Linked DNA regions of Homo sapiens: region 2 is linked to region 1. The links are chromatin contacts, found by Hi-C or POLR2A ChIA-PET in ENCODE. All regions are on one chromosome and are shown on one strand. Each heading gives the region's core, a stretch centred on a gene start or an enhancer-like site at or near the end of the contact. The rest is flanking DNA. Distances are from core to core; before and after follow the strand shown. Region 1 holds the start of NDUFB2 (NADH:ubiquinone oxidoreductase subunit B2). Region 2 holds the start of TMEM178B (transmembrane protein 178B).

Region 1 (7,141 bases), core at 622-3,121:
GCTGGAGGCCACTCCCAAGAGCCTCTCCTATGGCAGCTGGGACGTTTTAAAATTGGGACACCAATTTCAAATGTAACCCTCCAGTGGTGGAAGGCACACCATGGCTTCCTCTGCTTGGTTTGAGGGTCTGTTCAAAAGCTTTGGGCCAATTAGGGAGTAAAAGGAGGGAAGGGGCCTATCCATTCCATTGTGGAAGCTGGGCCAGGTGCCAGGGACACTCTCCTTCAGGGAAAATGTTATGTGGAGGAGGACGAATAAATTTATTTTGTTTTCCTGTTTTTCTCATTTCTTGACCCGCTATACTCCCTGGTCAGATGGGTACTGCTGGTAGTTCCCAGACTTTGATATTCAGGTTAGAAAATGCCATCAAGTCCTACTGATCTGTGGCATGTGCACACACACACACACACACACACACTCTTTATGTATAAATATCATGCAGGTGCTACCTGCCAGCATAATATACACTTAGGGCAAATTTCATTGTACTTCAAATTATCTTCTTGGTAATTTTTAATAGATTTTGCTAACTCCTTGGTAACTTTTATTACAAGGTAAAACAAAACTGATGAAAGTGGCTGACATACCGGGGACGTGAGCAGAACGGCTTGGCCACTTCCTTAACATGGCCCCGGGTTCACCCGCTAGTCCGGAACTACAGTTTCTCTGCCACAGTGTCTGCGCCTGTCCACTTGCAGGCATTAATTTTGGTGAATATGAAGAGAGTTAATATAACCAGTGTGTCCTCTTCTCCATGGCAGCGCCCAGGGACAGACCTGCAGTGACCACCACCTGCCCCTCTCTGCCAGGCCCAACCACGGGCTTTCTTCTCAGAGCTGAGCTGATGTGGCCGTCTGGCTGACTAGGAGGGGCCCGGGGTCAGCCTGGAGGGGGGGTATTTGTAAAGCTTAATTTCTCTTTTTTTTTTTTTTTAGGTAAAATCACAGTTTATCCCTGCACCTTCATAGATTATGTTGCTCGTCTTAGAGACCACCAGGCAGCGAATGGAGTCAAGCCCTTGCGCTCTCCGAGAGTCCTGCCCTGACTACAGGACTAGTTTCTCCCATTCTTTCCTTCTCCAGGATAAAGTTCCTCATTCCTGTCTTTTAGTGAGCAGTATGGTTTAGGTGGACAGAGATTCCTTTGGTGCAGTTTTTTTCAAGGAGGTGATGTTATTTTTTCCTTCCCAGGTCTTGAGGGGACATTCAAAGCAGGCAGAGAGGGGTTGGGATGGCTCCAGATGGCTGGGAGGGAGAACACCAGCTGGTCACGCAGCCCCTCGTGCCAGTGCGCATCAGGTACAGTGTGGAGGCGGGAAAGGGACAAAAAGACGGCAGTCTCTTCCCTGAGCCTATGCCAACCCAGCCTTAAAGCCAGTGGATCGAATCAAGCCATTTGTGGCATTATCTATTGCTGCGTACGAACTTAGCCTGGCACAATGCCTGTAATCCCAGCTACTCGGGAAGTTGAGGCAGGAGAATCGCTTGAGCCTGGGAGGCAGAGGTTGCAGTGAGCCGAGATGGTGTCACTGCACTCCAGCCTGGGTGACAGAGCAAGGCCTTGTCTCAAAAAGAAAAAAAAAAAAAAAAAAGAATTATACACCACTCAGTTTTAGGAGGGGCAGAACACGGGGAGAGCCCTACAGGATCAGAGGGGCAACCAACAAGCTGTTTCAGAAGGCATGGGGCAGCTCAGCAACCATAAGTTATGCGTGGGCTTTGCTCTCGGGAGAGAGGTTTCCTGCAGCCGAAGGACTCACAGCTAATCTGGGTCAGGAGCGGCTGCCGGCTCCCCCACTCCTGGAGATGAGCGACTCTGTGACGTCACGGGAGGCGCGGGCGGAGCGCCGGGGAAGCGAAGTAGGCAGGGGCGAGGCGGCTGGGGACCGCGGGGCGGACGGGAGCGAGTATGTCCGCTCTGACTCGGCTGGCGTCTTTCGCTCGCGTTGGAGGCCGCCTTTTCAGAAGCGGCTGCGCACGGACTGCTGGAGATGGTGGAGTCCGTCAGTGAGTGTGGGGCTGGGGATGGGGGCCTCGCCGGCCTGTAGCGGACAGCGCGGGTCCCTGGGACGCTCTCACCTTGACTGGGGCGCCTGAAGAGGCCGCGTCCCGAGGCATGCTGGGACCTGTAGTCCGCGTGTCTCCTGAAGCCGCGACTCGAGGAGAGGGACCCCGCTGGCCGGAGGGAGAGGGAGAGACTTCGCTGGGCAGATGGGACACCGTGTGCAGGGCCGTCATGGTAGTAGGGGCCGCCTGCCCTCGGGAGACGCACGCGTGAATGCGGAGCGGGCTGAGCCAGTCGGCGCCGGCGCGGGCGGTCCAGGCGGAGGAAGCAGCGTGCGCGGCGGGTGTGGACGCTCCTGGAGCGAGGCGGGGGGCGGCGGCGGTGAGGCCTAGGGAGGGCGCGGTCCAGGGTCCCGGTGCCTGGCTGCGGAATTTAGGGTAGAGTCTGTTCGGCAGCCTTTAATCGGAGACGTCACGTGGCCGCTTTTTAATGCTGAAAAATCACTCTGGCTGCAGGGAGTGGAGGCTGTCGCCCAGAGAGAGCGCCGTCGGGTGAGAGGAGCAGAAAGCCGGAAGCCAACGCTGGGGCAGCCGTGGCGTTTAGGAGAGTGACAGGCAGAGCCGCCCGCGAGGTGGCCCGAGACGCAGACCGGAGGGCGGAGGGCTGGGGGTGCGAGGTAGGGAGCGGGTGCGAGGTAGGGAGCAGCTGCCGAAGCCGAGTTAGTGGTGTGCAGAGATTCCGTAAGAGCAGGACTGGAAAAGAGTCATGGATGATTCCAGGTCCCTTAGATCATCAGCTACACTTTACCAAGAGGCAGTGTGGGGTCGTGATTCCAAGCGGGATTCTGGCCGCACAGTGGCTGGGTTCAAATCCCACCTCTGCCACACTCCAGCTGTGGGACCTTGGAAAAGTTTCTTATTCTCTTAATGCCTCAGTTTCCTCACCCATTTGGCGTCCATTTGCAAGGAACTAAATGAGTTACTGTTATCTAAAGCGTGTTTGTGTGTTTTAGGAGATGGGGTCTAACTCTGTCAGGCAGGCTGGAGTGCAGTGGCGCGATCCTAGCTCACTGCAGCCTCTAACTCCTGGGCTCAAGTGATTCTCCAGCCTCGGCCTCCCAAAGTGTTGGGAATACAGGCGAGCCACTGCGCTTGGTCTCACTAAAGTGTTTAAAACAATTGCTGGTGCCTGCTAAGGACCGTACAAGTATTCTTTAACTGTTGTTGTTATTAAGGAACTGAGGCCCAGGAAATGAAAGGAGTGACTTGCCTGAAGTCCCACATGGATGAAGAATCTGGAGCTGGGGCAGGTGTGGGGTGGGCAGAAGGCAAAGCCCTGTGTGACTTGGGCAAAGACAGTGATGGAGAGCCATGAGCGACAGCCCTTGGTCCTGCATGAGGAGATGGGGGAATGCCGATCTTCCCTGAGGTGCTGGCTTGTTCGTAACACACACTTGTTTCAGAGTGTGTGATAATTAAGTGCATAAATGTTTATGGAGCATCTTCTATATGGCTGCTCCTTTCTAGGTGCTGAGGATATAGCAGAATACGAGAGAGAATGAAGTGTACATTCTGGAGAGGAGAGACCAGTAGAAAAGAAAGACCTTTTTTGAGTACTGTTAAGGGTTATGAAGAGAATACAGCTGGGGATTAATATGGAGAATGCGTGGTGTGGGAGTAGAAGGGATATTGTATTTGGGGATGGCGTGGGAATGCCTGGGAGTGTGATTTGAAGCGGGACCTGAGGGATGAGAAGTCAGCCATGCAGAGACCTCAAGGGAAGAGCCCGGTGGACATAAGAGGGCAGAGGAGGCATCAGGTGGAGAGGCCAGAGCCCGCAGGGTTGGCAGGAGGCCAGGCTGGAGTGGAGCGTAGGGGAAGAGTGGGAGAGACCAGGTCACAGGGACAAGTGTGGGGGCCGGATTAGAGGGGGCTTTGGAGGACTCGGAATTTTATTCTAAGAATCACAGGGAGCCATTGGAGTTTTAAAGCAGGAAAGTAATGTGGTCTGATTTATTTTTTAAAAATGTAACTTTGTCCAGGCGCGGTGGCTCACACCTGTAATCCCAGCACTTTGAGAGGCTGAGGCGGGCGGATCACCTGAGGTCAGGAGTTCGAGACCAGCCTGGCCAACACGGTGAAACCCCATCTCTACTAAAAACACAAAAATTAGCTGGGCATGGTAGTGTGCGCCTGTAATCCCAGCTACTGGGGAGGCTGAGGCAGGAGAATTGCTTGAGCCCAGGAGGCAGAGGTTGCAGTGAGCCGAGATCGTGCCACTGCATTCCAGCCTGGGTGACAGAGTGAGACCCCGTCTCAAAAAAATAAAAATAAAAATGTAACTAATAGAGTTATGGTGCATTTTTGTTTTTAAACTTGACTCTCAAACATTTGAAGTTGGAACAGCCATTATTTCCTTGGATGTTGTTTCTTCCCCATTCTCTTTCCTTCTTACAGGACTTGCTGATAGTGTCTTACTTCCTTATGTTTTTTGATCTTGAGCTTGTTTTCCCTGGAATTTCTTTGAGATCGTGCTTCTCTTAGTCTCTTGAGGGTGCCACCCCAATTCAGGCTCACATTAAATTCTCGGCTTGGGGTTTTTGGTCCACACAGGTCCAACGCAGGTAATGTGAATTTGGGTGCAAATCTACCTGAGGACTGGCTTCTGATAACAAATTCTTGTTCCCTTGTCCATGGAAGGTTTATTTCTTGTTCACCCTTTTACCATATGGGGTTGCAGCTTTATTCAGTGACCTCGTCATTAGCCTTCCCACCTTGGGTGGGCCCCAGGCTGCGTCTCTTTCCCCACACCTCATGTAGCTATCCTGGTGGAGGTTCAAGGGCTCCCGGTGAAGGCAGCTTCAGTGATTGATTGCTTAGCTTCCAGGCCTTGTTTTTACTTGAATTTTGCTCTTGGTGGATTCCTTCCTTTTGTGCCTGGTCAGTGATGTTTGTAAAAATCTTAAAAATCTCATCTAGCAGCAGAGTTGTTAATTTGGAGGGTTGTTCAGGGTATCTAGTTTGCCACAATGCAGTTCACAACCTGGTTTGGAACATAACATTGTGAATTAGGTGTTGAGTCTTTGCATTCCTTAATCATGGCAATCCTTGTCATTGTTCCTGTGATATAATTGCAGACTTTCAAATCTTTGTTCCAAAAGGTTTCCATTTTGCAGTCCCTACTTCAGGTTATGATTAAAACAACATGTCACTCTAGCAATAACGAAGCGTGGGGAGCTGCTAAGATGGGTTTGAACTATAATGCTGGCATCGGCATTACTCAGATCTTTTTTGTTTTTTTGATACAGAATTTCGCTCTTGTTGCCCAGGCTGGAGTGCAATGGCACGATCTCAGCTCACCACATCCTCTGTCTCCCAGGTTCAAGTGATTCTCCTGCTTCAGCCTCCTGAGTAGCTGGGATTACATGCATGTACCACCATGCCCAGCTAATTTTGTATTTTTAGTAGAGACGAGGTTTTTCCACGTTGGTCAGGGTGGTCTCGAACTCCCGACCTCAGGTGATCCGCCTGCCTCGGCCTCCCAAAATGCTGGGATTACAGGCATAAGCCACCGTGTCCGGCCTTCAAATCTTGTTTTAATCAGTTTTACTGCTGGGCACTTATACCTAGATTGTATCAAAAAGCTATCAAAGAAGAAGGCTCTTGGCCGGGCACAGTGTGGCTCACGCCTATAATCCCAGCACTTTGGGAGGTCAGGGCAGGCGGATCACCTGAGGTCAGGAGTTCGAGACCAGCCTGGCCAACATAACGAATCCCTGTATCTACTAAAAATACAAAAATTAGCCGGGCATGGTGGCACATGCCTGTAATCCCAGCTACTCGGGAGGCTGAGGCAGGAGAATTGCTCGAACTGGGAGGCAGAGGTTGCAGTGAGCCAAGATTGTGTCACTGCACTCCAGCCTGGGTGACAGAGTGCGACTCCGTCTCAAAAAAAAAAAAAAGCTCTTGTTATACTATATTGAATGATCCTGCATGGTTTATTTACATAATGTAATATCTATATGCACAGCTAGATCCTGAATGAATAATATAATTGGTATATGAGGACATTACGGAAACAGTATGCTACGTCATTCAAGTTGTAAAGTGGCGATATTTGGTAGGACCTTTTAAACATGATACTTAAAAAAGTACATATATACACACATCTGCAAAAACTAAAAATCACCTTATTCATAATTAGTTATTAATACCTTAAATAGAGCATTCCAAATAAAAGTGTTAAATTTTGGATGACTATTTAGAAAAAAAAATGGAATTTATCATTTCAATATGGTAACATTGGTTTTATCATGCTGGTTGGAATTCTAGTTAAAAGTTATGTCTTTGATTAATAAAAGGAGAAAATTGTTAATGGTGTGTGTCTGTAGGCAACAGCTTAGGCTTTGCCATCACACAGCATCTCACTGGTAAATCATTAATAATTACAGGCCTTATCATAACATTATGAAAATTAAATGAATTAAAACTTATAAAATGCTTAGTGTGGTATCTGGCACATGGTAAACACTCAATAACTACCAGTCATCTTTTAGAGTGGGGGAGGATAAAAACAGTCTGCCAGCCTGGCAACATAGGGAAACCCTGTCTCTACAAAAAAAATATAAAAATTAGCCAGGTCTGGGGGTGTACACTTGTATGTAATCCCAGCTACTTGGGAGGGAGGCTGAGGCAGGAGGATTGCTTGAGCCCAGGAGGTGCTCAGTCAGCAGAAGGATCGCTTGAGCTAAGGTCACGCCACTGCACTCTAGCCTGGGCGACAGAGCCTATCTTTAAAAAAACAAACAAAACAGCCGGGCACGTGGCTCACGCCTGTAATCCCAGCACTTTGGGAGGCCAAGGTGGGTGGATCACCTAAGGTCAGGAGTTCGAGACCAGTCTGGCCAACACGGGGAAACCCCGTCTCTACTAAAAAAAAAACAAAAATTAGCTGGGCATGGTGGCGTACACCTGTAGTCCCAGCTACTTGGGAGGCTGAGGCAGGAGGATCGCTTGAACCCAGGAGGCGGAGGTTGCAGTGAGCCAAGATTGTTCCATTGCACTCCAGCCTGGGTGACAGAGTGAGACTCTCGCAAACAAACAAACAAAGAAAACAAACAGTCCTAGCTAACATGTAT
Region 2 (7,068 bases), core at 2,651-5,150, 380 kb after region 1:
CTTAGGAGAAAGCTCAGTATAGGGAAGAACTGTGTAGCTACTTTCACTGTCTGAAGTGGAGTGGGCCGCTTGCAGACAAAGTGATTCCCCCATCACTTCAAGTGTGCAAGCAGAAGCTGGTCATTCACTCTTTGGAAAATGTTGTAAAAGAGATTCATGCATTATTACATGTGTGTTTGACTCTAGACTCTTCTGATTTTGAGATCCTATGATCTGGGATGGTGTTGGTGCAAATGGGAAGAAATAGGTTGGAAACCCAAAGATGGTGATGCTATAGCTAGCAGAGTGGAAGGAATCGGAAGCAGGCAGCAGGAAGAAACTTAGATCACCCAATTAAGAAAAGATAGTCATGCAACCGTCTTAGCCCCGAGGACCAGGATCATCCCATAATAATATAGGGCTGCCCAAGGTAATTGCACTTCAAAGGAGGCCATGAATCAATAACTTTATAGGATTTTTGGGATTTCATCAAGGACAAACATTTCAAAATAGAATTTTAATGATGTTCAGTAAAGAGGAGGATAGTGTACCATTTGGGTTCCCACTGCAAGCAGGGCCCGAAATACAGGACTGCTGAGGACCTTGGGGAGTGGGCCAGGCACATCCTTGGAAGCAGGCCTCAGGTACAGGCCAGGAGAAACTAGATGGGTGGCACAATGGAAGAGGAAGGAAAGATAAGGACAAAATAAACAGGTACATTTACTAGGAATGAACAACTGCCTGGACTGCCAGTGGTCTCAGGGGCACCCCCTTCGGCCGGGTTTAAGAAGAGAGGAAAGCTGGAAACCAGGAGACTGGGGCTTGAAGGCCCCCTGTGCCCTGATTTCGCGAGTGACCTTGTAGATGTCATTTCACCCCTTTTCTACCTCCCTGTTATCAAATGCAGGCAGCTTGTTAGCCTAAAAGTGCTCTCGACTTTAGTGAAGAAGATAACTTTAGAAATTTAAGACGTTGTCTGCATGAGTGCAAAGTGTTTGCGCTTATTTGTTTCTCTATTTTCAAGGTTGGGGGAGGGTGCACTGGTTAAGGGGGGTGGGTAGAAAGGAAGATTAGAAGACACTGGGGCCAAAGTCACTTGACTCCATCTCGACATCCTAGGGCAGCCAGAGGGCAGAGATCTGGCCAAGGGCGCATGCCTGCAGTCCCTCGACCAGCCGGGCACCCGAGAATCCAGCGGGCCTCCTCAGGCTCTGCTGTCCCTTGGGCAAATCCCATTGCAGAATCCAGGGGTGAAAAGCGAAAGCGAGGCACGCCCCTCCCCCACTAGATGGCACTGAAACGCCTCGTTCGCGCTTTTCAAAATGCAGGAAGGGCGGGGGAGAGAGAGAGAGAGAGAGAGGGAAAAAAAAAAAGACAAAAAGAATATGGTGGAGGTGCGCTCATTTTGGCTCACAAGCCCCGTTGTGCAAAGCAGGGTGTCAGAGACTCTCTTTTTCCCCAGGGCAACTCTTTACCCGGCAATGCCGGACCTCGACTTTGGGGTGAGGGTGAAAACGAGGGGTGAGCATTAGAGTGAAAAACCCAGCGTTTGATGCCGGGAGGGAGGGTCCCAGCCTTTGCGGCGCCGTCTCACGTGAGCAGAGCAGGGGGGCTGAAGTTGGGATGAAGCGGGGCTTGCCTGGGGCCCACCCGCTCAAGGTCTGGGGTCCGGCGCTACCTCCCAGAGCCCCTGCAGAGCCTAAATCCAGCGGCCACCCTTACAAAATGACAAACCCTGCATCGAGGTTTCTTTTAACCCCACCTTCCCTCAACGCTCGAGCTCTCCAGCGTTTTCAAAATATCTACTAACGGACCACCCCCCATCCACCATTAAATTTCTCTCGTCTTGAGTCGATCAGCCAAATTTCTTCTTTCTGTTCCTGCCGAGGAGGGAGGGCAGGTGGAGGTGGGTGTGTGTCGGGGTGCCTGGCTCTGGCTTGGGACTGGACTGGGGCTGGCCGGATAACTCCGCAGCCGCTCTCAGCTCAGTCCTAGGTGGAAACGCCTGTAGCTTGCAAGGTAGCGCCTGTGGCTTTCTGGGGAAAAAAAGATCAAATGCCTCCCAAGACACCAGCGACCCAAACCGGGGATGCAGGGAGCTCGCTTGGCCCCTTTGAAGGCCGACTCCGCAATAAGCAGTTTTTCCTTTAAATAACCGTAGTGGATTTGAGAGAATTTTCCATGGCTGAAAAGAGAAACAGGAGCTGTAGGCAACATCCCTAAATTTATAATAATGCATGTAAACATGCTACATACCACATATATGTATATGTGCATAAATATGGATGTGGTTGGGCACATACCTATCTAGACACCATTGACTTGCCTGGTCAAAGAATAAGACTTAGACATTTCGTGCCTGGGAAATGGTGCAGTTTATCTTTAAGGAGACTAGAAAAATAAGAGATGAGGCTCACGTTGCACGGATGACATCACTAGCTTTTGGCTGCGCGCTCGGTGTTCTCGTCTGTGGGTTTTAGCCAAGGCTGCAGCTACCCGCGCCGGACGAGAGAGCGCGGCAGCAGCTTCCTCCGGCGCCCGCACCCGGGCAATGCGATTTCCCCAGTCCCCTGGGCGCAGCCTGGGCTCTCGCGCCTCCCGGGCACCAGCCGAGCCTGCGAGGCCTCGGAGCCGCCGCGGCTAGAGGAGGAGGCGACGAGGGGAAGCCGAGTGACCCAGCCTCCCTCCCCCACCCTCTCCCCATTCATCTCGGCGACCACCGCGCGCCGGGAGCCGGATCGTGGGACGCCGAGGCCAGGACGGGATTCTCTGCACGCTGTCGAGTGAGCCGGCATCTCGGCGCCCGGGTGGGCTGCGAAGAAAATGGTGCAATCTGAGAGCGACTGAGCCCAGCTGGGCAGAGCAGACGGGGTGCCAGAGTGCCAAGGGCTCAGGTGCCTGGAGAAAGGGGCGGATTGTTTGGAGGGGCCGGGACCGGGGTTTTCTTCGGTGCCTGCGGCATTTTCTTTGCACCTGGGCGGCAGGCTCCCGGGGCTCCCGGGTGCCAGATGAAGTGAGGCGGAGGCGTCGCGGGAGAGCCGGGTCCGGAGGCGGTCGGGTGGACACTCCAGGCAGAAGACGGCGCTGGGAAGAGCTGCGTGACGCTCGGGGGCTGGCGGCTGGGCCGGCAGCGCGCCGTGGCGGCGTGACCTGTCCATGGTGTTGAAGGCGCGGTGGGCCGAGCCCCTAGCGCCGCGCGCAGTGAGCGCTGCCTGGTGCACCCTCCGCCGCGCAGCCCGCCCCTCGCGTCCGCCAGCAGCCGCCCAGTCTCCGCAGATCCCAGGCCGGGTCTCGTCCGGTAACGCCGCCCGGGTGAACACGCTGTCGGCCCGAGGGGCCGCCTGAATGGCGATGCCAGAGGCAGGGCACCGGGGAGCTCGCGGGGAAAGGTCGGCCGAGAGCGTGCGTCCGCGGGGAGTGCGCCTCTGAGCGCAGCACGCGGGTCAGAAGGAGCAACCGACCTGCTGGTGACCAGAGAACGGAGATTTTAAGAGGACCCGACCCAAAGAGGAAGAACATTTCTGGGTGCGCGCCCCAGGTCTTTGCTTGCAGACGGGGAGGGGGAGAGGCTCTGAGCCAGAGACCCAGGAGGGACTCCGAGAAGCCGGCCCCAGCACCTGGAGGTTTCTTTCGCCCGCCGGCCGCATCCGGGGCGTTCTACTTCACCCGGTGGTCCAGTGGCGCCTCCTGACAGCACCCCCCGTCCCCCTCAGAGAGACAGGCGAGTTCTGTCCCGTCACCATCCTGCACAAAGAAGCCCCACCGCAGCCGAGGACACTTGGCATTTAGTTTCCGGCCCGAGGGCAGCGGCGCCCGAAGCCGGGCTGGGAGCCGAGGCGGCTGCTTCGGGGCAGTCGCTTCCTGCGGGGCGGGGAGGGGGCGGGAGGCGGCCGCGCTGGGTTCGCCGCCGCCGGAGGCTGCACCTGCCTCAGAGGATGCCCAGGAGCCCGCGGGAGCCTCTCCGGATCAGAACTTTTTAGGCCGCCCGCCCCCATCCCCGCAGTCCCCGGGCCGTGCTCCGGTAGGCGGGGGCCGAGGGGGCGCCGCGGCGCGAGTCCCTCTCCTGCCCCCTCCCCCAGCTCGGCCGCCCGCCGCTTTGTTCCGGGTGCGGCGAGGGAAGGCGAGGCTGCGGCGGATCATGCCCATGGTGTAGCCGCCAAGCGGAGGCATGGCTGCCGGAAGGTTACTGCTCTACACTGGCCTCTCGCTAGCGCTCTGCGCCCTCGGCATGCTGGCCGTGGCCATCTGCTCGGACCACTGGTACGAGACGGACGCCAGGAAGCACAGGGACAGGTGCAAGGCCTTCAACACCCGCCGGGTCGACCCCGGCTTCATTTACAACAATAACAACAACTTGCCGCTCCGGGCGAGCCGCTCGCGCCTGGACCGCTGGGAGGGCAAACTCCTCCGGGCCCGGAATCGCCGGCAGCTGTTCGCCATGAGCCCCGCGGACGAGTGCAGCCGGCAGTACAACTCCACCAACATGGGCCTCTGGAGGAAGTGCCACCGGCAGGGCTTCGACCCCGAGATCGCCGCCCTCATTCGGAAAGGTAAGCGCCGGGCGCAAGGCGTGGCGCTGCGGAGAGCCCGGCGCCTTTAGGCCCCGCAGCCCCTCGCGTCTCCTTCCCAGGCCACAGGCTATCAGGTCTCTGGGTTCCAGGCGGTCCGGTTATCCAGGCCTGGCTGAGCCTCGGGGCCAGGACTTGCCTCCCAATAGCTGTTAATGAAGCTTGGTGCAGGCTTAACTCTCTCCCCTGCCTCTCCTTTCGCGCGTCTCTGTCGGGATTCGAGTGGAACCTCATGGTCCAGGGTTCTTATCCAGGATAATGCTTCATCAGCCTCTGAGAAGAAGGGAATCTGGAACGTTGTTTGTGCTCTTAAAGGAAGCCCTTTAGGAGTCATGTGTCAGGGGTAGACAGGTTCCTAATTTTTGTTGAACTGATTTAATCAAGGAAAATTGGGGGAAACATTTCACAGAGAAGGCCTTATTCATACCAGAAACGTTTGCTGAGCGCTATACTATACCAGATATGGTGTAGGCACTGGTCATATAAACATCAATAAATCACAGCCCCTGTCCTGTAAGCAGCTCCAAGCCAGCTGACCAGCAGCATCATATCACAATTCTTTATGTCTCCTTCTGAAACAGTGGTTGACTGTAGTGACTTCTGTGCATCGAATATCAACAAGGTCTAATAAGTAAAAAAAAAATAGTTCTTTCAGTAACATCAAAGTGGGCATGTCAGAGAAAAAAAATAAGATTTTCAGAAAATGTATATAAAAATTCCCAAAGTGTATGTCAAAACACAAAACAAGCTGCATTTGCTAATGATAAAAATTTATTTGATACTTTAATATGATCACATTACTTAAAAAATTCTGCTTATCGGATGGAATTTGTAAACCTTGTATGATTTATACTTTGGGAACCATCCTGTTGTCAACCCACTGGAATATTGTTTGAATGTGTATTAAAACTGCTCTGAAGAAAGGAATATGTTCTCTTCTATGGTAGCTACATCCTAGGAAGATGTGCAGATTTTATGAGTCTGGTTTTTTTCCCCTTGTGTTTCATTCTCTTTAACTATTAAATGGTGATGTCAAGGTGACAAAGATACTATTATTTGCAAAGTTTTTAAGGCCAAGATATAAAAGCAGTTCTTAGTGTCTCATTATAATGCTGTGAGGTTTGCTGCTGTATTAAAATAATATTTATGAGAACTGATGTTCTTTGATGGATACAAGTGTGCAATTGATCAGAAAAAATTGTTAATTTGCAAAAAAGTCAAGTGTTTAAGAATGACAAGCAGTGGGTCTGGTCTAGGTGGCCAGGTCAGATTTAGGTGAGGTGGCTTCAGAGACAGAATCTATCTGTTTGTTTTATAGCTTCTTTAGAATGACTAGGGATTTTAGCTGATTTTGTTATTGGTGTGTTAATACAACCAATATCCCATTTGCTTCACAATTGGGTTCTTATTGGAACAAGGTGACCCATTTGGAGCACTACCACTTTGTAAAGATGTACAGAATATTAGGGGAGTCCAGAAGAGACCAACTTGGGTTTGGCTGCCAAGGCAGGAAAACAAGAGGGCCTAGAATAGTTTTTGACAATGAGTGACCTTATAACAGTTTTGAGATTCTCAGATTTATAAAGTGTTATTTTATCCATGATTTTCTGCTTTCTTTAAAATTGAAATGAGAGGAAGTTAGCTGAAATGTGAGGGAGAATTCATGTTAATAATGAACAGCAAACACTGGGAGAATTTGTTGAAGGATATTCTTACTTTTCCTTCCTTGAATGCCTTCTAGAATAAGAGAGGTATCCCTTCTTGTGTTGGTTAACCCCACTTAGAGAAAGGGGGATGGAATTCATGGTTTCTGGCGGTTCCATTCAGAGCTTTGATTCCCTGTTGCTCTGCTTGGCAGTCTGACTAGAAAGGTTGACTTGGTCTGTGCACTGGAGGGGTTGGTTGCCATAGTGACATGTTCTTCCGGTGAAGCTGGAAACAGAGACAGGGAAAGGGATAGGGGAAGAATGTACAACATTTTGATTTTGTATCGACTGATTTTTAATTGCAGCAACAGAAAATGGACATGGCACAGCAGGGGTATTGAATACACTGATACCTAGAGTTGGCAGGGCATTGTATTTCACTTGAACTAATGGAAATGGTGTTCCCCATCGCCCAAAATACAGCAATCACTGTCAGCGGCAAGCACCCGCTTACCATGGCTGTTTCTGTCCATTTGACATTCTTGTTAGGTATTATTGAGATAGATGACATGCCAGCCTTACAAATCTTGAGAGAGTTAAGGTCACTATCTTCATTTTTAACCTCAACACACACTCTTTGAAAACCAGATCTTCCTTTTCTGAGCAGCAATAGACACATTTTGGAAATAAGTGCATGTTATATTAGTAGAATTCACAAGCAATTCCAATAACATATAGAACACAATTTTTACACTTAGTGTTCCTCTTAGATGGGCAGATTTTATAAGGAAGTTAAAAAGAGAAACTGATATCCCTATATTTAAATGAGACATTTTAGAAAAAGATGTTTATCTCACATTATTCATTAGAAACCG

The links. A loop is a pair of places that touch in the nucleus more often than their neighbours do. ChIA-PET counts read pairs that join two places held with the same protein, here RNA polymerase II (POLR2A). Pooled maps may share reads with other maps.
Region 2: a loop to region 1 is called in a map of naive thymus-derived CD4-positive, alpha-beta T cell, with 2.4 times the contacts of the local background. The contact joins the promoter of TMEM178B here to the promoter of NDUFB2 in region 1. A Hi-C loop is called at or near these places in 1 of 168 maps with a recorded cell type or tissue (naive thymus-derived CD4-positive, alpha-beta T cell) and 6 of 50 pooled maps. POLR2A ChIA-PET finds 5 or more read pairs at or near these places in 2 of 52 experiments (Caco-2 and OCI-LY7).

What each region holds. Positions count from the first base shown.
Region 1 is chr7:140,694,837-140,701,977 of GRCh38, forward strand. NDUFB2 (NADH:ubiquinone oxidoreductase subunit B2) reads left to right here and starts at 1,872. Exons shown (of 4, transcript NM_004546.3): 1 at 1,872-2,006. The coding sequence starts at 1,909. NDUFB2-AS1 (NDUFB2 antisense RNA 1) reads right to left here and starts at 2,241. Exons shown (of 2, transcript NR_024454.1): 1 at 2,079-2,241; 2 at 500-1,984. ADCK2 (aarF domain containing kinase 2) reads left to right here. Exons shown (of 8, transcript NM_052853.4): 8 at 1-274. RefSeq lists an enhancer at 1,881-2,190.
Region 2 is chr7:141,070,164-141,077,231 of GRCh38, forward strand. TMEM178B (transmembrane protein 178B) reads left to right here and starts at 3,901. Exons shown (of 4, transcript NM_001195278.2): 1 at 3,901-4,529. The coding sequence starts at 4,148. It overlaps LOC105375537 (a long non-coding RNA gene), which reads left to right. Exons shown (of 3, transcript XR_928053.4): 3 at 1-128.